Regions from separate parts of the Homo sapiens genome. Here all the other regions are linked to region 4. The links are chromatin contacts, found by Hi-C or POLR2A ChIA-PET in ENCODE. All regions are on one chromosome and are shown on one strand. The core of a region is the stretch at or near the end of the contact, and the rest is flanking DNA. Distances in the headings are between cores, read along the strand shown. Region 1 holds the start of MANBA (mannosidase beta). Region 2 holds the start of SLC39A8 (solute carrier family 39 member 8). Region 3 overlaps MANBA (mannosidase beta). Region 4 holds the start of EIF4E (eukaryotic translation initiation factor 4E).

Region 1 (4,762 bases), core at 2,052-4,551, 3.8 Mb before region 4:
CCTGTATCTACCTGTCTACATCTCTAATTTTGGGGCAGCAGTCTGCCCTGTGACCTCACTTCTTTGACTCATCTAAGAAGAGTTGTCTATTTTCAATTTGTGCAGCTTTTTACTTGCTTTTTAGGATAGAGTGATGACTTCCAAGGTCCTTACATGCCAGGCCAGAAATTGGAAATCTATTATTGTTTTGACCCATGCATTATTTAGGAATATAATATATTATATTCCTAATTATATAATTATATTATATAATATAATTATATTATATATTTTTATATATTTATATTATTATATAAATTATATATATTTAAAATATATATTTGTATATGTATGTATATATGTATATATACAGTATATGTATGTATGTATATATACAGTATATGTATATATATACGTATATGTATATATGTATATATACAGTATATGTATATATATACACAGTTTGCTGACATAGGCCATGTGTCCTCTAGTTGACTTCTTGGACTCTCTTGGGTAGAATCCCATTATACTGGCTCAAGCCTGGTTACTTCCTACGGTGTCCTCTTGGTTTATAGGAAACTCATGCATATGCATCCTTGACACACCAAATTCTAGTGGTGTACATAGTTTCCACTACCTTCTCTCTTTGTTCTAACATTTGGGGCTTCAAACTCTGGGGAAGTATGTCAAACCTTTGGGCAGGATACTTATGGGCTATTATCCCCAGTCCTGGGGTTTAATCAGACACTATGAGTCTAAAGGCAAATGTCCACTCCACATCTGATTACTCTTTCATTTTCTTTCCCTTATTATAACTTCTGTAATATATCATGGGATTGGAATATCATTGGCCTTGGTATATACCATGGTGTTCTAATGAGTTTACCAATTTTATATATTTAGATATGAAGGAAATGTTGTCATATAGCAAAGGGCCTAACTACTTCCATTGGTCTGTTGTGACAGGATACTGACCCTACACATCATTTAATCACCGTGGGCATTATTTATCTTTTTAAACCAGGGAACGATCACTTGTTCTAAATAATTCAAGTTTTGGGAAGCATCAAATGAAATGATCAAAATGAAATCTGTTTATACAGTGTAAGTTAAAGATACCCATAACTATTTTAAACATTGCATTTGGTATCATGACTTTAAATTACATAAGTTGAGAAGTTTTATGTTATCTCTAAATAAGGTTTATTTACCAGAAAATCATGGACAAAAATTATCCTATAACAAAATGAAAACATCATGTCATCTGTGCCAATTGCAATTTTAGGAAGAGTACTTATTAGGGCTTTGATTATTCTTTGATGTTCTCTGTTGTCAAAGTGAAGTAACCTAAATGATGTTATGCTTGCATCCTGGAATGAAAGGAGGAATGAGAATCTTCTATTATTGTTTTTCTAAAAATTATATTTCTTAATAAACAGAATATATCCATATGTATCATCAAGGATGAATTTTCCTCTGATTTGGCTTAATGAAATCTCTGGGAATTATGAAAAAATTCCTTTGCCGCTCTTGTTGCCATAAACCTTGTGTTATCAGTGTTGCACAGACCATGGCTAGCCATTTAATGCCGTGAATTATGGCATATAATTTGAATTGAGAGCTTTGTTTCTATCAAAGGTAAAAATGCTTCTGGAGTGAGTGAGGAAGGCTTTGAAGCAGTGAGAGCGTTTCCCCTATAGCATCATTGGGCTCTGACAGTAGGACCTTGAAGAGGAGGGTTCTAATCCTGTCTGCCACTATGTGACAGGCAAGTCACCTGATCTTTTTTTTTTTTTTTTTTTTAGAGTCTTTCTCTATAGCCCAGGCTGGAGTGCAGTAGTGCCATCTCGGCTTACTGCAACCTCTGCTTCCTGGGTTCAAGCGGTTCTCCTGCCTCAGTTTCCCGAGCACCTGCGACTACAGGCACGTGCCACCACGCGCCCAGCTAATTTTTGTATTTTTAATAGAGACAGGGTTTCACCATGTTGGCCAGGCTGGCCTCGAACTCCTGACCTCAAGTGATCCACCCGCCTCGGCCTCCCAGAAGTGCTGGGATTACAGACGTGAGCCACCGCGCCTGGCCCCGATCTCTTTGAACTCAGTTCCCTCATCTGTAAAGCCAGCGGCTTGGGTTGGATAATCCATACTGTCCTTTAAGCCAAGATATTCAGGGCTTGTAAATAATGCTGACTTTGCAAAGTAAGATATTGCCCGGTGTCTGCAGAATCAGGCAATTCCAAGGCCATTGTAAGGCGAAACAAAGCTCAGATTTGATGAGAGAAAATTTCTTTTCAAGGACTTCTTCCGAAGCATAAATATACGGCAGATAGCGTCAACACAGGAGAAAGGCAGTCTATTTTATGCAATGTAAAATTCCGTCTTAACTTCTAGGATTACTGTTACATCCTATTGCAAAAATGGGACTCAGGTAGACCATTTGACTACAAGACCCGAAATAAGTCAGTGGTATTTCTTGGGTACTCTGGCATTGTTAGGGACGATCACATATGTTTACTCATTTTATACTTATAACACCTTGAAAACTTCAAGAAACGGAGATGGAGATTTTGCGGCTTGCCCAGGTCCCACAGCTAGTGAGTGCAGAGGATTTTAAACTCAGCTGCGCGCCTAGTGCAGGTTCCAGAACCTCAGAAACCTCCGTGGGGCTTTATGAAACATAAGGACGCAGGCCGCTAGTAACAATAGCTAACGTGAATGCCTTCTCTGGGCCAGGCTCCATGCTGCATGCTATAGTCGCATTTTCTTGGTTAGCCCTCAGAACAACCTTCTGATGGAGATACTGCTAGTACTTGTTTACTCTTTGAAGGGCGGGGTAGGCTCTGAGACCCGCGAGTTGAGCTGCAGCGGGGTGAGTGTTACGCTACCAGGTAGACGAGGGTCTGTGTAAATTTGGCGGAAGGGAAGTGGTGGGTTGTCTCCCAGTTTGGGTTCTCTGAAGGAGTGAGGGGACTCTCCAGCTATGGTCTCCACGTACAGTCGGTCTCTGATCTCCCGAGGCTTTGTGCCACTGCGCGCCCAGGGATCTTTCTGTCCCAATTACCGTGCAAGATTCTTGCCTCCAGTTGTATGTACTGAGGCGGCGGGAAGAAGCGCCGAGGGAAGGCTCAGACCGCAATGCCCCCCAGCCTGTAGCTATTCTCGGGGGCTGCAGCTCCCGCACCCGCGACGCCCGGCTTTCAGCGGGTGCAGGCGCAGCCTCCTCGTTCCCCTCCCGCCCGCGGCTGCGCCCGGAGAGCGCTCAGCTGACCTAGGGGCGGGGCCGGGGCGGGGACCTAAAGCCTCGGCTACTTCCGAGGGGGTGAGTGGCTTCACCGCCGGTCCCTTGCAGCGCTGCCTTTCGATCTCTCCACATCTCGGTGGCGCGGGATCTCAAGATGCGCCTCCACCTGCTCCTGCTGCTCGCGCTGTGCGGTGCAGGCACCACCGCCGCGGAGCTCAGTTACAGCTTGCGTGGCAACTGGAGCATCTGCAATGGGAACGGCTCGCTGGAGCTGCCCGGGGCGGTCCCTGGCTGCGTGCACAGCGCCTTGTTCCAGCAGGGCCTGATCCAGGTATGGCGTGCGGCCGACCCGCGGCGAGCCTGCGCCCGCCTTCTTCTGGTGCTGAGAGGGGCCCAGGAACCGCCTGGCAGCCCCCAGCTCTGGGCCATTCTCGTCGGTTTGGTAGTAACTTCCCCTTTGCATCTTGTGATCTGCGGGGGGAAATGCCCAAGCTATGGGGTACGGGCTTGACGGAGACTGAGCGACCGACCCATGTTGGGACATCAGTAACTCTGGAAAGGGGAAGTTTAGATAGGGGAACAGTGTTGCTACTAGCAGTTTACTTACTGCAGTCGTTCTCTACTGAAGCGTGTATACAAAGGGCATGCCGTCACTGACAAGCATAAGGTCGGGAATTACTGTCTCTACTGTCTGCACGCCACAGGGGACAACAGCGTTTTGTTAAGTAAGGGTTAACTCTATTGAGTAATGTCTCGGTTTTTTATTTTCGCTGTTAAGCGTCAGGGAGTCAGATTTGGGATTGACGCAGCACAGACGTTGTGGAGAATGACCTACAAGAGTAAAGTTGGGTTTGTCAGTGCTAGTGTGGCTAACAACGGGTAAATAATTTTTAAGGCTAACTTGGTGATGAAGAAAGGTGCTATTTCCTCTCAGGGCGTGTGTGTGTGTGTGTGTGTGTATCCCAATGGAGTCTCCAATTTACAGACTACTTGTGGGGAACGTTTTCGTGTTTGGCTGCCTGTGCGCATAGGTTTGCAAACTGACTTCCATCCTCCAACTGCTTTTGCTGTTCCCTCTTGCACAGCGTTCCCACGTGTTGTCTTTACTTGGGGCAAAATGTACTTGTAATTGATCTACTTGTGGGATGCATACATTGTCCAATCCTCATAACAACTCTGTATAGTAAGTGTTCATATCTGAATTTTATGGATAATATGGAATTATGGAACACAGAGAAATTAGGAAGGTGACAGCAACTAAATGGAAAGAAATGGAATTCTAACCCAGGTGGTCTCAACTCCATAGCCTGGTCTCTATACTATGTGGTATGCTTAGTTTGGTGTTTTAAAAAATCATGTGTTTTTGAAGCACTGTGGCTGACTTTCAGGAGCACCATTCTAAGTTTATTTGCATGACAAGGTGGTCATCTAGGGTTGTGCCAAATTTCTGACCTGGTACTTAGTAGTTTTTTTTTTTTTTTTCCTGAGATGTGTATCAGAAAGGAGGTGAATGTTGTAAATGACATTGACCATTGTCCGATG
Region 2 (4,729 bases), core at 1,600-4,099, 3.4 Mb before region 4:
GGGACCAGAAGTGTTTCAAATTTGGATTATTAAAGATTTCTGAATATTTACATATATATAAAATGAGATATTTTGGGGATGGGACCCAAGTCTAAACACAAAATTCATTTATGTTTCATATACACCCTATAAACATAGGCTGAAAGTAATTCTATATAATATTTCCAATAATTTTGTGCACCTGTCAAATGAGGTCAGGTGTAGAATTTTCCATTGGTGTCATTTCAGCACTCAAAAAGTTTCATATTTTGCAGTATTTTGGATTTGGAATTTTTGAATTAGAGATGCCTAACCTGTAGTTCTTTGGTGATTATAGTTTATTAGACTGGATGATCTAGAAATTAGCCTTACCTATTTGGTAGTTAGTAACCTGAAATTTTCTGAACACTTTCTCTTAATTGCATTATGTTAACTGGGCTTAGTAAAGTTGGCATGCAGGTTGGTCATTTATTTTACTGTTTCTTATTTTGTGGACTTGATGGGCTGGCGAAATGTATGTGCATAGACATGAATGACTGATAAATAGATAAATTATATATTCTAAAAATCCCACAATGTAAGATTTGTATTTGTATTTGTATTATTTTCTTTTTTGAGGCAGAGTCTCACTCTGTCACCCAGGTTGGAGTGCAGTGTCCTGATCTTGGCTCACTGCAACCTCTGTCTCCTAGGTTCAAGCGATTTTCATGCCTCAGCCTCCCGAGTAGCAAGGATTACAAGCGTGCGCCACCATGCCTGGCTAATTTTTGTACTTTTAGTAGACACAGGGTTTTTACATGTTGGCCAGGTTGGTCTGAACTCCTGATCTCAAGCTATCTGCCCACCTTATTCTCCCAAAGTGCTGAGATTACAGGCGTGAGCCACAGTGCCCAGCCAAGATTTGTATTTTTAAAAACCTTTTATATTTGTTAAAATCTAACACTTTATGGACAAATTTAGTTTTAGAAAAGCTGGAAATAAACAACTTGCTGGGTATAGATTAGCCATTTAGAGCATTCATTAATTTCCAAAAATCATTTTGCATCACGGAGGTCCAAAGGAAAAATAGGCAACAAACTATATTTTAAAATCCAATGAAAGGCTTGAAGAGTCCCACGAGCTGAGTGATTTAAGAGGACAACTGTGATATTAACTTACTTCTGGCCCTTAGATGAAATATTTGCCCTTTTAGCATCAACATAATTCTGTAAATTATTATTAACAAATACGTAGATTTTATAATTGGAAAGAGCACAGTATTAAGATCATTTAGTTCATCTCCCTTCAGGCATGAATCCTCCTACCACCTACTAAAGGCGGTCACCCAGGATCTGTTGATTTGAATCACTTTTGATCATGGAGAAATCACTATCTTCCAAGGCAGCCATGCCTTATAATTCCACAGAAACCTTCCTCTGGGTGACTTTGCCCCATGACTGCTGCCTTCTGTCCTCTGAAGTTAGATATAATATAGTTAAACCTTCTTCCATATGACAATCCTTCAGCTTCGTCTGCCTAGATCCTTAGCCTCTGGGAATGTTCTCTACCTGTCTCTTTCTTCTGCAGTTATGTCTTTAGGTTCCTCTTCTAAGATTAAGATTTTTTCCCTTTCCCCATCTTTTCCCCTTTGTCTAGACTTAATGTCTCTTTAAAATGTGCTATTTTAGGAGGCTGTGCATTCTCCTGATGAAAGGCAAGAACGGCATCTTGTATTCTTTTTATTGTCCTTAGTCACGTGAATGCAAAATGTCTGAGACAGGTCTCAGTCAATTTAGAAAGTTTATTTTGGCAAGGTTAAGGATGTGCCCCTGACACAGCCTCAGGAAGTCCTGAGACATGTGCCCAAGGTGGTCGGGGGTACAGTTTGCTTTTATATATTTTAGAGAGACATGAGACATCAATCAATATGTGTAAGATGTACATTGGTTCAGTCCAGTAAGGTGAGACAATTGGAAGTGGGGGCTTCCAGGTTAGAAGTATAATAGACAAGAGACAAAAGGTTGCATTCTTTTGAGGCCATGATCAGCCTTCCACTCAATAGACAGTTTAGTCTGGCCCAGTGAATCTGCATTTTTTGCATAAACGATGGAGAAGAGAAAGCAATCAGATATGCATTTGTCTCAGGTGAGCCTCAGAGGGATGAATTTGAATAGAATGGCAGGCAGGTTTGCCCTAAGCTGGTCCCTTCTTGATGTTTCCCTTTAGCTTGGTGATTTTGAAGTCTCAAGATTTATTTTCCTTTCACAGCCATCTAACAGTGAAGCATGGTTTCACTTTACACTTGAACCACTATATCCACCAGATACAAACTTTGCCTCAAACACCACACTCACTTTACACAAACCTGTTGACATCACACCTAAGTCAGCTTTTCTTGAGCTCCCATATGAACAAATAAACATTCCTCTGATCTGCGGATATCCCGCCAGGAAGGGCCGGCTTGGGCAGTGCTGGCTCAGCTAGCCCGCCACCGCTACCATTGGATTTCCTCTTTCTCCTCTGATTTTAAGAAGTGAGAAAAAAAAGCAATTCCTGTTAATTATGTAGACAATGCAAGGGTCTCCAGGCTCCATTTCAGCAAGTTGGTTTCATCAAGATCACGAAAAGATGCATGCGTCCCCGAGACCAGAGAGGAGTTAGGGACCCCGACACGGAGGTGGCATCAGGTAACCCTCAGGAGTGAGGGTGGGGAAGAGGGCATGGCTGATGCTGGGAATGAGCAGCGCCCGCGGAGGGAAGGCCGGCGGTCCTGCGCCCCGGCGTGGACGCGCGCGGGAGTTCAGGCTGGGGAAATGGGTCACCACGTGCTACGGAGGCGGGGACAGGGCCCTCCTCCCCTTATTTGTAAAGAGCGCCGGAGCGGATCGCGGAGTTTCACCGCGGACCTGTCAGAGATACAGAGGTTGTGGGGGCGGGAGACAGAAAGAGAGAGAGATCCAGAGACCGAGTCTTACGTTGACACGCAGAGAGAAAGACGCAGAGACAGACAAACAAACAGATAGGAGAGGTGAGAGGCCAGCGAGTGCTTCCGATTAACTTGCCAAGCTCAGAGAAGATCCGGGGAGAGGGAGGGTCCCCTTTAAACGCGCAATCCCCAGGACTCCGGAAGAGCCCTTTTCTGCAGCTCCTTGGGGACTGCACGTCTCACTTCTAAGTTTGCGGCGGAGAGAATAAAGCAGAAAGACAGGAAGAGGAGGTGGAGTTCTACAGTTAGTGTGGTTTTAGTTTTTCCTAAGAAGTGGCGTGGTTTGGGGCTTTATATCCGGGAGGAGCATATGTACGCAAATCCTGGGGCGTTTGCAAACCCGGATCCGGGGCGTCTGGCCCCATGCCCGGCCGGGCGTTTGAGGGCTACTGCCACGCAGCGTTTCTGGAGCCTGCCGGCTGGTGCCCTGGTGGCCTTTATCTCTGTCCCCCTTTGTCCTCTTTATCTCAGGCTCTCCAGGAGGCCGGGGGGCCCACTCCGCCTATCGCTCCCCTCGGCTACGCTGCCACTTCAATGCCCCGCAGGTCGCGAGCTGCTGTTCTTTCGAAGGCGTCGGAGAACCAGGGGCGTCCCGCGCCACCTCTGACTCGGAGCAGCGCCGAGCACTGACGCTCCCGCCCTTGGGCAAGGACGCCAGTGCGCCCGCGCGCGTCCCTCTGCGCGGCAGCCCGTCGCGGGCCCTCAAGGGGAAGCCCAGGCCAGGATGGCCCCGGGTCGCGCGGTGGCCGGGCTCCTGTTGCTGGCGGCCGCCGGCCTCGGAGGAGTGGCGGAGGGGCCAGGGCTAGCCTTCAGCGAGGATGTGCTGAGCGTGTTCGGCGCGAATCTGAGCCTGTCGGCGGCGCAGCTCCAGCACTTGCTGGAGCAGATGGGAGCCGCCTCCCGCGTGGGCGTCCCGGAGCCTGGCCAGCTGCACTTCAACCAGGTAAGGCCGCCAGGTCCGGGCAGCCCTCCGTACTGTGGGTGTCCCTAGACTTCACTTTGTATATGAGCCGTTTTTATTTGGGAAAAGTGCAGGAGAAAGAATCTTGTTATATTTCTCAAGTAGAAGGCGGTATCTGGTGACACTTGCTTTTCACTAGACGAGGCTGAAGGATTAAAAGGTTAACGTTGTTAAGGGATTTGGCAGCCGGAAACTGCAGTTTTACGCCTGATGAACTGAGAGGTCCGACTCTGGTGATTTTAACATTTTATAGAAAACTTTATGAAGTAGTTGAGGGTGTGACGCCACTTTAACAGATGCTTTTTAGATAGGAATGAGTTACTTAAATCTTGCCAGAAAGATAACGGCTCGCACACTTCCTACAAGGTTAGCAAGGAAGATTATCACATGCCACCCTGGTTAACAGTTGCCCGGTGCGTAACCAGTGCTATTTGAAAACGAGATATAATGTAGTTCTGGCTCCTGTGTACATTACATGAGGCATTCAGGGCTGAAACAGGGGCGGCCTTGAGACTAAGATTCTAATTTGGTCATCCAGATGGTGGTAGACTAGGCTTATATTGTTAGTTCCTTGTCATATGTCAGGTCAAATATTTGATTCTAGTATTTATCCAAAATGATTAAAAAAATTTTTTCAGTAATAAACAGGGTACTACTAGGCATTTGGCAATACCTTGGGTTTAAGAACAAGCTTCAAACTACGTAGGAGCAGTTAAACATCATACCTCTTTGTAAACATAAAATCAAATTATTCCTAATTATTTCTATAATAAATACTCTGTGATTGGGTAGTTCTTAAAATTGTTAAGTAGACAAAGTGTAGT
Region 3 (4,881 bases), core at 1,709-4,208, 3.8 Mb before region 4:
TCATATATTTTCTGTGAGTATGAGCTAAAGAATGATTTTCCCAAACTTTAAGATTAAGAAAATAGAGAATATATTATTAATTTGGCAATTCTTTCTCTCATTTTATTTTTATCATTGTATTTTAATTTTCTGTAGTATTTGTAGTATCCTAAAGCCAAAATACATTCTATGGATTATATTTAAATAGCAGTGGTTATTTTTGATACTTGTCAATTATTTTGATTATTGATACTTATTCTACATGCACAATTTTAATTCTAAACTCATGATCTTTCATATATCAAGGTAGAACGGATTATTTTTATCTTTTCTTTTTCTTTTTTCTATTCCTCTAATTGATAATTGTGTACTGAAAAAGGTGGAGCAAAATAACATTCAGTAGCTGTTGAGATAAAGTAAGAACTCAAAATGATTTTTAGTTTTTGGCTTGAAAGAAGAGTCAACTTCAGAGTCCCATTTTAAGTGTTAAGAATGTGGAATAAATGTAAGCTCGGTGTTAGGGATAGGGAGAGTTGTTTTTCTGAACACTCATGTTATTCTGTTCTTTCCTTTTGCTTTTGATGTATTGATCCATGCTAGATTCCCAGCATGCTGATTTTTAAATATTATCAATGAATTGGTCTGATTGGGCATAATATAGGTGGGGAGACTTACATTGTTTTAGAACCTAGAGTTTTGTACTTGACTATTTGAGAAATTGATGTAATGCTTTGAGCCTTTTTTGCTGAAAATATGACATATTAGAGTGACTTTTAAATTTTCTTAAAAGAATATTACTGTAGAAACTTGGTGGCCTCATGGACATGGAAACCAGACTGGGTACAACATGACTGTTCTTTTTGAACTGGATGGAGGCTTAAATATTGAAAAATCAGCTAAGGTAAGTAAGTAATTTAAAATATTTTGTGAAATAATTTTATTTCTTTTAAAAATAGTAATACAGATCTTCATGGGAAAAGAAGAAACCGTCAAAACTCTTGTGTCCCCACCCATCAGAGATCATCTTTAGTAACAGCATTCAAAAGCTTCTCTCTCTGTGTGTGTATATATACATACATATATATACACACACACATATATATATATATATATATTTTTTTTTTTTGAGACAGAGTCTTGCTCTGTCACTCAGGCTGGAGTGCAATGGTGCAATCTTGGCTCACTGCAACCTCCACCTCCTGGGTTCAAGCAATTCTCCTGCCTCAGCCTCCCAAGTAGATGGGATTACAGGCACCCGCCACCACGCCCAGCTAACTTTTGTATTTTTAGTAGAGATGGGGTTTCACCATGTTGACCAGGCAGGTCTTGAATTCCTGATATCAAGTGATCTACTGCCTTGGCCTCCCAGAGTGCTGGGATTACGGGCGTGAGCCACTGCGCCCGGCCTTATATTTTTAAATGGATCATACTTTAGATATTATTTTGTCAATAAGTAGTCTCCTGCTATGATTTAAAATTGTACCTTATATCAAAATAATACATGTGTAATTTTAAAACTCAAATATTACTAGTAAGTTTATATGAAAAATAAGACCTCTTGCCCATCACTTCCTATTCTTACTTCCTACTCCCCAGAACCAACCATTTTTAACTTTTATTTATTTCCTCTGACATTCTTCTTCATTTTTCTGAATAAGGTGCTTCTACTGGTGTTTTCTGATTTTTCAGTTTTACCCATTTTAGGATATAGCACTAGGAATTGGAAAGAACTGCACTTTGTTATTTATTAGCTATAGGCTACTTACTTAATCTCAAAATATGTAAAATAGGGACAATAAGAACGAGATGGCTTGGATCTGGCTTATAAGAGTCATGGCATATAGTTAGTAGAAATGGTATTAACCCTCTTCAAAGATCTCCTCCTCTCCCAGACACCAGCTTCGGTGTTTACAGTTGGCTGGTGTCACCTCTTACATTTGGTATTTCCTCTCCTGTGGGCCAGACAACATGCTAAGGATGGAGATATGTCCTTCAGGAGTGCATTTTCTGTTTTTCTTTTGTTCAATCATGCTGTGTATTTTCTGAGACACTGTGAATGTGTGTGTGTGTGTGTGTGTGTGTGTGTGTAAGGGGGGAGGGGAGAGAGAGAAAGAGTGTGTATGTGTGTGTGAGAGGGGAAGAGAGTGTATGTGTGTTTGTGTGTGTGTGTGTGTGTGTGCGCGCGCACGCACACATGCACAGAGTTATGTACAGGGAGAACATCCTGGACCCGTCTTAAGGGCCAAAGCATTCACTCTTGTCGTACCCCTCTTGGCTGAGAGGATGTGTGCTGTCTCACACAGTGAGTTTGTTGTGTGTTGTTTTCATGAAAATGTAAAAAATAATGAGTCATTCCAACTTACTACAGAGAAAGAAGAGGAACTTCTGTCTTTTTCTAAGGGAAATAATTCTTTTACATTCAGGCTAATATGACTGTATTATTGTTCATTACACATAAAGATGCCAGCCTTTGAATCGAGCAGCAACAGGAGTTTGCTTTAAGGAGGATGTTTAACTGCCCCACACCTTGAGTTAATGCATGTGTGTGAAATGTGCTCTTTGGCTGTGGCTGCCGTAGAGTTGCTATTTTTTGAGGCTGATTCATTCAGTAAATACTTAGGGCACACCTACTGTGTTTTGGCTATTTTGCTAGGTGCTGGTGATAGAGCTGTGACTAAGACACTGTTTCTGTTTCTCTCTGAGACCTTAGTAGAACTAATGATCTGATTGGGAAGTTCAATCATTAAATGAGCCATTGGAATATATTAGCACTCTAGAGATGTAGAGAGTGCCATGGAAGTGCAGAGCAGGGGCATTCTGGGAAGATTCCCAGAGCCTGTGTCCTGAGGGATAAGTAGAATTTGGCCAAGTAATGTAGCAAAGAGGCGGAGGGAAAAGAACGTGAAGGCCCAAGGACTAGAAAGGATGTTGTGTGTTTGCAGAAGTGAAAGAAATTTCAATGCAGTTGTGGTTGAGTTTGAAGTTGAAGAACAAGAGATGGTGTTGTAAAAGTAGCTAGGACAAAGTCCTGCAGGGCCTAGTGAGCCACGTGAAGGAAGAAGCACTGTCCTGAGTGCTGCCAGGATTCTTGGAAGGATTTTAAGGAGGGGGTAAGGATTATATGCATATTTTACAAAGATTGTGTAGATCAGATTGGAAGGATGGCAAGAGTAGGGGACCAGTTAGAAGACTGTGGTGGTGATTCAGACAAAAAATGAGGATTGGTTGGTCTACAGAACTGCTGAGGAAATAAATCTGAAAGAGATTTAGGATATAACCTCAGCAGGCTTGATGATGTGGGGGTGGGAAAAAAGAAGGAGTTAGGAATGGTTCCTCAGCTGCTGGTTTGGGCTGCTGAACAGGCAGCCTCTGAACAGGCAGGGCAACTCTGTTCATTGAGTTACATTACTCAGAAAGAAGAGAAGGTTTGGGGGAAGGGGTTGGGTGGAAATTATTTCAGTGTTAGATGTGTTTTGTGTGGGGTGATTGAGAGACACCCAAGGAATAATATTTGATAGGTGTTTCATTAGATAGATCTTAAGCTTAGGGATTGCATGTGGGTTAAGGATATAGATGTGTAAGTTAGCAGAATGTAGATAATTGTAGCCATGGTAGCGGATGAAATACCTCAGGGATGGCACAGAGAAAAGAGCTAGGACAGAACCCCAGGCAGTCATAATTAGTAAGGTTGGGGTTTGGGGAGAAGCCAGTAGAAGAATCTAAGAAGGAATGGTTGACGAGGTGGAGGGAAAACCAATTTGAGTGGGGAGTCACAGAAACCAGAGGGAAAGAGTGTTTTAAGAAGCAAAGAATGTTCAGAGTGTTGAATGCTGCAAGGGAGTTCAAGTTAGAAAAGAATTGAGAAAGATTCTTTAGATTTGGTGGCAAGGAGATTACTGGTCACCTTGATCAGCATGGAAATCAAATTGTAGTGGGTTGAGGAATGACTCAAGGTATGGAAGTAAAGACGGTGAATATAGGCAACTCTTCTGAAAGCGTCTGATTGGAAACTATGCTTAGACCAGGTGGTAATGGTGGCCAGTTGGGATCAGATTGGCTTCACATAGGCAACTGAACAAATAAGTAAATATATTGAAGTGGTGGAAGCCAGCCTTTTCATGAATGGAGAAAGGTGGTATCAACATAGAAGGGGGGAAAGCTACAGTGGATTCAAATTGGAGCTAATAGTATGAAGTTATGATTTTCAGTATGTGTAGACAGAGAAATAAATGTCTTTGTAAATGCATGTGTATGTGTGGGTAGACACACACACACACACACACATTTCCTAGTTCTTTTCACACATTTCCTAATCCTTTCTCAGAGCGCCTGGGAAGAGTGGCTCTCTAGTAGCAGTGAGTAGATTTAGGACCCATATGTTGATTTGGAATACCACTCTGTGCTGAAAGCAATCAGGGCTCTTTGGAGAAATGACTGATTCTCGAGCTGGAGCCTGAAATATCTTGCTGTTCCAGGAAGTAAGGAGGTACTCAATAATAATGTGACACATTGAAAGGACACAAGGGCCTTCAGTCTTCAGTCTTCAGTCTTCAATCTACTATAATCTTCAAAAATGTCAAGGAAAGATTGAGGAACTGTCCTACAGTGGAAGAGACTATGTACGAACTGGGTGCAGTGCAGTGATCTTTTTTGTCATAATGTTATTGGGGCAACTGATGAAAACTTGAATGGGGGGGTCTCTGGATTCTTTGTATTATATATAGGAGTTCTTTGTATTATTGTTGGAACTTTATTACAAGTTTGCAATGATTTCAACATAGAAAAGGATACCATTAAGAGAATGGAAAGCAACAGCAAAATCCTGATGGAAAGGGGCCAGTAGCGAGGGAAAGACTAAAAAGAGTTAGAAAGCAGGGAGGTAGTTGAGAGGGCAAGGTCTCT
Region 4 (4,679 bases), core at 1,664-4,163:
ACCGTGTTAGCCAGGATGGTCTCGATCTCCTGACCTCGTGATCCGCCCGTCTTGGCCTCCCAAAGTGCTGGGATTACAGGCATGAGCCACCGTGCCCGGCCCGAGTTTTTTGATTAACAGAAAATTTAATAAAAATGGAAACTGTTGTTTAAAAAAAGTTTTAAGAACATCACTGGCTTTCAGTCCTATAGGTATTTTCTTGCCAATCTCATTGATTTTTTGCTGTTATATAACAGCTTCATGAAAATAGGACATCTGGCCAGGAATGGTGGCTCATGCCTGCAATCTCAGCACTTTGGGAGGCCCAGGTAGGGGGACCGCTTGAGCCCAGGAGTTTGAGACCAGCCTGGGGAACATAGCTAGACGCTCCTGTCTCTGCAAAATATAAAAAAATTAGCTAGGCATGGTGGCCCATGCCTGTAGTCCTAGCTACTTGGGAAGCTAAGGTGGGAGGACCCCTTGAACCCAGAAGGTCAAGGCTGCAGTGAGCCATAATCATGCCACTGCACTCCAGCCTGGGTAACAGAGCAACACCCTGAAAAGACAAAAAGAAAGGAAGGAAGGAAGGAAGGAAGGAAGGAAGGAAGGAAGAGAGAGAGAGAGAGAGAATGGGAGGGGAGGGGAGGGAGGGGAGGGGAGGACAGGGGAGGGGAGGGGAAGAGAAGGGAAGGGAAGGGAGGGGAAGGGTAGGGAAGGGAGAGGAAGGGTGGGGAAGGGTGGGGAAGGGGAAAATAGGACATCTATGCTGTCTTTTTCTCTTCAAAGAAGGTAACCTGACACCACTTCTAACCAGCAGAAAATAACAACGCGGTCAACAGAATTATTTTGGATAGTCTAAGTAACAGTAGATAGTCTCTGTAAGTAGAAATCCACTTATCCGTTTATTATCATTTTTTTTTTTTTTTTGGAAATGGAGTCTCACTGTGTCGCCCAGACTGGAGTGCAGTGGCGGGATCTTGGCTCACTGCAACCTCCACCTCCCAGGTTCAAGTGATTCTCCTGCCTCAGCCTCCTGAGTAGCTGAGACTACAGGCAGGTGCCACTATGCCTGGCTAATTTTTGTATTTTTAGTAGAGACAGGGTTTCACCATGTTGGTCAGGCTGGTCTCGAACTCCTGACCTCAGGTGATCCGCCCGCCTTGGCCTCCCAAAGGGCTGTGATTACAGGCGTGGGCCACTGCGCCTGGCCTGTTAATTCTATCTACTTTAAAACCTAGTAGAGCTAAGCCCACTAGACAAAAGCTTTCATTAATCACTTCTGATATTCAGGTAAACCAAAACATATGAACAGGCAATGGCTTTGAGTTCTCATACAGCCTCAATTATGTGTTAGTCAACTCAAGCATCCATTATGTACTCAATAATAGGTATGACACAGCTCTGGACCTCATTAACACTATAAGCAGACAGGCACAGGCAGCCTGCATACACTCCTTTTCCTGGTGTCAACATTATTTAAAAGCATGGGAAATAGTAATGAGACAGTGTCTTCTTCATTAGAACCTTAGGAGTCTACTAGATTTCTTCATCTCTATTTGTTGTTATTAGTAGCCAAACTGTGCAAAAAACACGGTCTTGAGAAATGACAGCACAGTATCTTAGAGGGAAAGGAAATGTAGGATGCCAGTGTGGGGACAAATTTCTGATTGCCAGTGATTGTTGTGAGCATAACAATAATTTCATGAACATTAAAGCCTCTATTGAGGGCAGCTGCAGTTGTAAAGGAAAAAAAATGGTCCTGAACATTTAAAACTACACTGGTGTACATCATAATCAAACAAAGTAAACAGAAAAAAATTTAAACTTTGCTAAAAAAAAAAAGCAGAAGCACTTGATCTTTAGGAAGGCACGCAGTTGCTTATTATGAATCATTTCTAGAGTCCGATGCATTTTCAAAGCCGGTTACAGTCATTACGAAGCACACCCTTGTGAGGTAAGTGTATCATCACCTTTGGTTCATAAATAAAAAAGCTGAGACGCCGAGCGATTAAGTCACTCGCCTAAGGAGAATGAGTCAACGTCAAGAGTCATAGTTGACCCGGCCTAAAGACTCCAGACCATCAGTCCAGGGCTTAGTCAGCGGGGCCCGGAGTGGCTTCCCTGGCTGGCATCTGGACTTAGGCTATTTCCGTGCACGTAAAAGCGGAATATTGGAACGGTTGCACAGAACTTCCAAATAATTTTTACCGCCACGCAAGATTTAGCCCTGAGGTCTTAATCTCAGGATTTGGGACAGTAAAAGCTGTCGTCCCTCCCCCTCGTCCAGCCGGTGGCAAGCGGGTACTGCGGGCGGTTCCGTCCGTCCCCTTTCGCAGAAATGGCAACGAATGACCACCAGCATTAGCTGAGCCAGGGGACGTGGGAGGGTTGATTGCCTAAACGACTCTGCATCGCCGCCTCTTTTTGAAACTAAGAGAAAATGGTGGGAGATCAAAAGAAAACTAAATAAACACACAGGCAACTTGTCCTGGGACCTCAACTAAGCAAATGAAGCCTTATTGTGTGTGCTGAGCCTGCAGTTCCCAACCTTCCGGGGAAGATGGGAGGACAGGGCGACAAAGGGCACAGTAGGCTTGCCTGGCAGTAAGTGTGACCGCAGCTATCCAGGCGGAAGAGCAGAGGACTGAAACCACCCTCCAGCAAGCGAGTGTCCGCCGCGTTGAGAACCGCGCACCCTACCCATCGGCCACGTGACCAGTCCTTTTTAAAAAAAATTTCTTTACCTTAAAAAAAAAAAAAAAAAAAAGGTGGGGGAGAGACTCCACTTCCCAGAAGCCTCTCGTTACTCACGCAGCCGCAGTCTTGCGCAGGTGCCGCCAGGGCCAAACGGACATATCCGTCACGTGGCCAGAAGCTGGCCAATCCGGTTTGAATCTCATTTTTTTCCTCTTACCCCCCCTTCTGGAGCGGTTGTGCGATCAGATCGATCTAAGATGGCGACTGTCGAACCGGTGAGTATTGCCTTTGGCCCCCACCCCCACGGGTCCCCGCGCTCCGTCTTCCTTCTGACTGGGGGACTCCGCGGGACGGCGTTCCCGGCGCGCACTGTACCCCTTGCCGCCCCTTCCCCTTCATGTTGGACCTGACCTCCCGCGGACAAGTGGGGACGTCCCGGAGGATGGCCGAGGCGGCGTGTAGCGCACACTTTCTGGTGGGGGCCCGAGAACTGGGGGAGCGGTGTGGGGGAGGGGCGGCGTGGCGCCTCCTGCGGAACCGCGAGGTGTCTACAGGGTGGAGGGTAGCTGGGGTTCTGGGCTGGGTATGCGAGGATGGTGTCTTCATGATAGGAAGGCGCAGGGCCGGCTCCCAGCGAGTACTGGGATCCGCAGGCAGGGTGGGCGGCGAGCCGGCCTGGAGTGAGATGGAGGAGGGAGCCCTGGAGCAGCCTTTCCCTCCCTGCAGAACCCCAGCTCCGGGGCTCGGGTGCGGGGCGCGCGCACGTCTTCCTTAGACCGGTGGACTGGGGAGCTGGTGGGCGAGTGTTGCCGGAGGGTGGGTTAGGCGGGAGTGGTGCCGCGGCACGCGCGGAGGAGCTTCGACCTCGCTTAGGGGAGTTGAGAGGGGCGAGCGTCTGTTAATCCAGCGCGCCGGAGAGTTGCCGGTGTTTGCGCCAGGGGAAGCGAGAAAGGTCTGGGGTGGGAAGGAACACTCGTGTGTCACGGTGAAGCTCTCCAAGTAGAATGAGGGATGGTGGTGGTGAGAAGGGGTATCACATTGTCCTCGCCCCTCCATGCTTGGGACTGGGCTGTCATGGAGGAGGGAAGGGGGAGGAGCGAGGCCTACAGATCGCTGTAGCCGGTCGGCTTGCCGGCCGGACCTGCTGCATTTCACACGCGCCCGTCTTCCATTCATTCATCCTTTCCGCGTAGTGCGCACGCCTCAGAGAATGCGAATGGGTCTCAATCCCTCTGTTCTTCCGAGTCTTTATCTCCTGGAAGATTTCTGAGACGCAGTTTATTGGAAATAGAAACTTTTAAATTTACTTTTCCATTTGACTTTTTTTTTCTCTTTATCTATGCTACAGACTTTCATTTCAATTTAGGCACCATTTTAAACTTAACTGAAGCAAGCTGGTCCCAGGGTAGGTTTGTAGTTAATCTTTAAGCAGAGGGTATATTTTTCATAATTTGGGTTTGCCAGGACTGGCTCACTGAAACTTCTGGGCCCTGTTGCCTTTTTAGAAACGACACAGCTAAGTGAAGATATCTTGTGTGCATAATGGGGTTTATTAGCAATCAGAAAACCTTTCACACTCTGGAACCAGCTCTAGACCTTGGTTGCCAGATACTTTTGTGTATCTTTTCATGGTAGCTTGTGGTTTTGCTAATGGTTTACCAGTTTGCTTTGACTTTTAAAGACTTTTTTTTTTTTTTTTTTTTTTTTTTTTTTTTGAGATGGAGTCTTGCTTTGTCGCCCAGGCTGGAGTGCAGTGGCGTGATCTCGGCTCACTGCAACCTCCGCCTCCGGGTTCAAGCGATTCTCCTGCTTCAGCCTCTTGAGTAGCTGGGATTACAGGTGCGCACAACCGTGCCTGGCTAATTTTTGTATTTTTAGTAGAGACGGGGTTCCACCATGTTGGCCAGGCTGGTCTGAAACTCCTGACCTCAAGTGATCCTCCCGCCTCAGCCTCCCAAAGTGCTGGGATTACAGGCGTGAGCCACAGCACCCGGCACTTTTAA

What was found. Hi-C counts contacts between places; a loop is a spot of excess contacts on that map. ChIA-PET counts read pairs that join two places held with the same protein, here RNA polymerase II (POLR2A). Pooled maps may share reads with other maps.
Region 1: a pooled map shows a loop between it and region 4 (13-fold over the local background). The contact joins the promoter of MANBA here to the promoter of EIF4E in region 4. A Hi-C loop is called at or near these places in 1 of 168 maps with a recorded cell type or tissue (tibial artery) and 4 of 50 pooled maps. POLR2A ChIA-PET finds 5 or more read pairs at or near these places in 1 of 52 experiments (B cell).
Region 2: a map of GM12878 shows a loop between it and region 4 (7-fold over the local background). The contact joins the promoter of SLC39A8 here to the promoter of EIF4E in region 4. A Hi-C loop is called at or near these places in 1 of 168 maps with a recorded cell type or tissue (GM12878), 1 of 37 single-sample maps with no recorded cell type and 9 of 50 pooled maps. POLR2A ChIA-PET finds 5 or more read pairs at or near these places in 1 of 52 experiments (B cell).
Region 3: a loop to region 4 is called in a pooled map, with 4 times the contacts of the local background. The contact joins the enhancer-like site here to the promoter of EIF4E in region 4. A Hi-C loop is called at or near these places in 2 of 50 pooled maps.

Annotation. Positions count from the first base shown.
Region 1 is chr4:102,759,507-102,764,268 of GRCh38, reverse strand. MANBA (mannosidase beta) reads left to right here and starts at 3,301. Exons shown (of 17, transcript NM_005908.4): 1 at 3,301-3,551. The coding sequence starts at 3,375. RefSeq lists a silencer at 3,137-3,266 and an enhancer at 3,357-3,706.
Region 2 is chr4:102,343,602-102,348,330 of GRCh38, reverse strand. SLC39A8 (solute carrier family 39 member 8) reads left to right here and starts at 2,849. Exons shown (of 9, transcript NM_001135146.2): 1 at 2,849-2,986; 2 at 3,416-3,887. The coding sequence starts at 3,669. RefSeq lists enhancers at 2,317-2,366, 4,267-4,326 and a silencer at 3,547-3,796.
Region 3 is chr4:102,685,573-102,690,453 of GRCh38, reverse strand. MANBA (mannosidase beta) reads left to right here. Exons shown (of 17, transcript NM_005908.4): 7 at 770-880. Among named protein-coding and RNA genes, the nearest start is that of MANBA, 73 kb to the left of the region's middle. RefSeq lists an enhancer at 2,695-2,744. Within about 2 kb of position 2,958, at least 6 of the 41 ENCODE cell types and tissues checked have a DNase peak (open chromatin) inside an H3K27ac peak, as active enhancers do.
Region 4 is chr4:98,927,367-98,932,045 of GRCh38, reverse strand. EIF4E (eukaryotic translation initiation factor 4E) reads left to right here and starts at 2,913. Exons shown (of 7, transcript NM_001968.5): 1 at 2,913-2,951. The coding sequence starts at 2,934. RefSeq lists an enhancer at 1,320-2,519.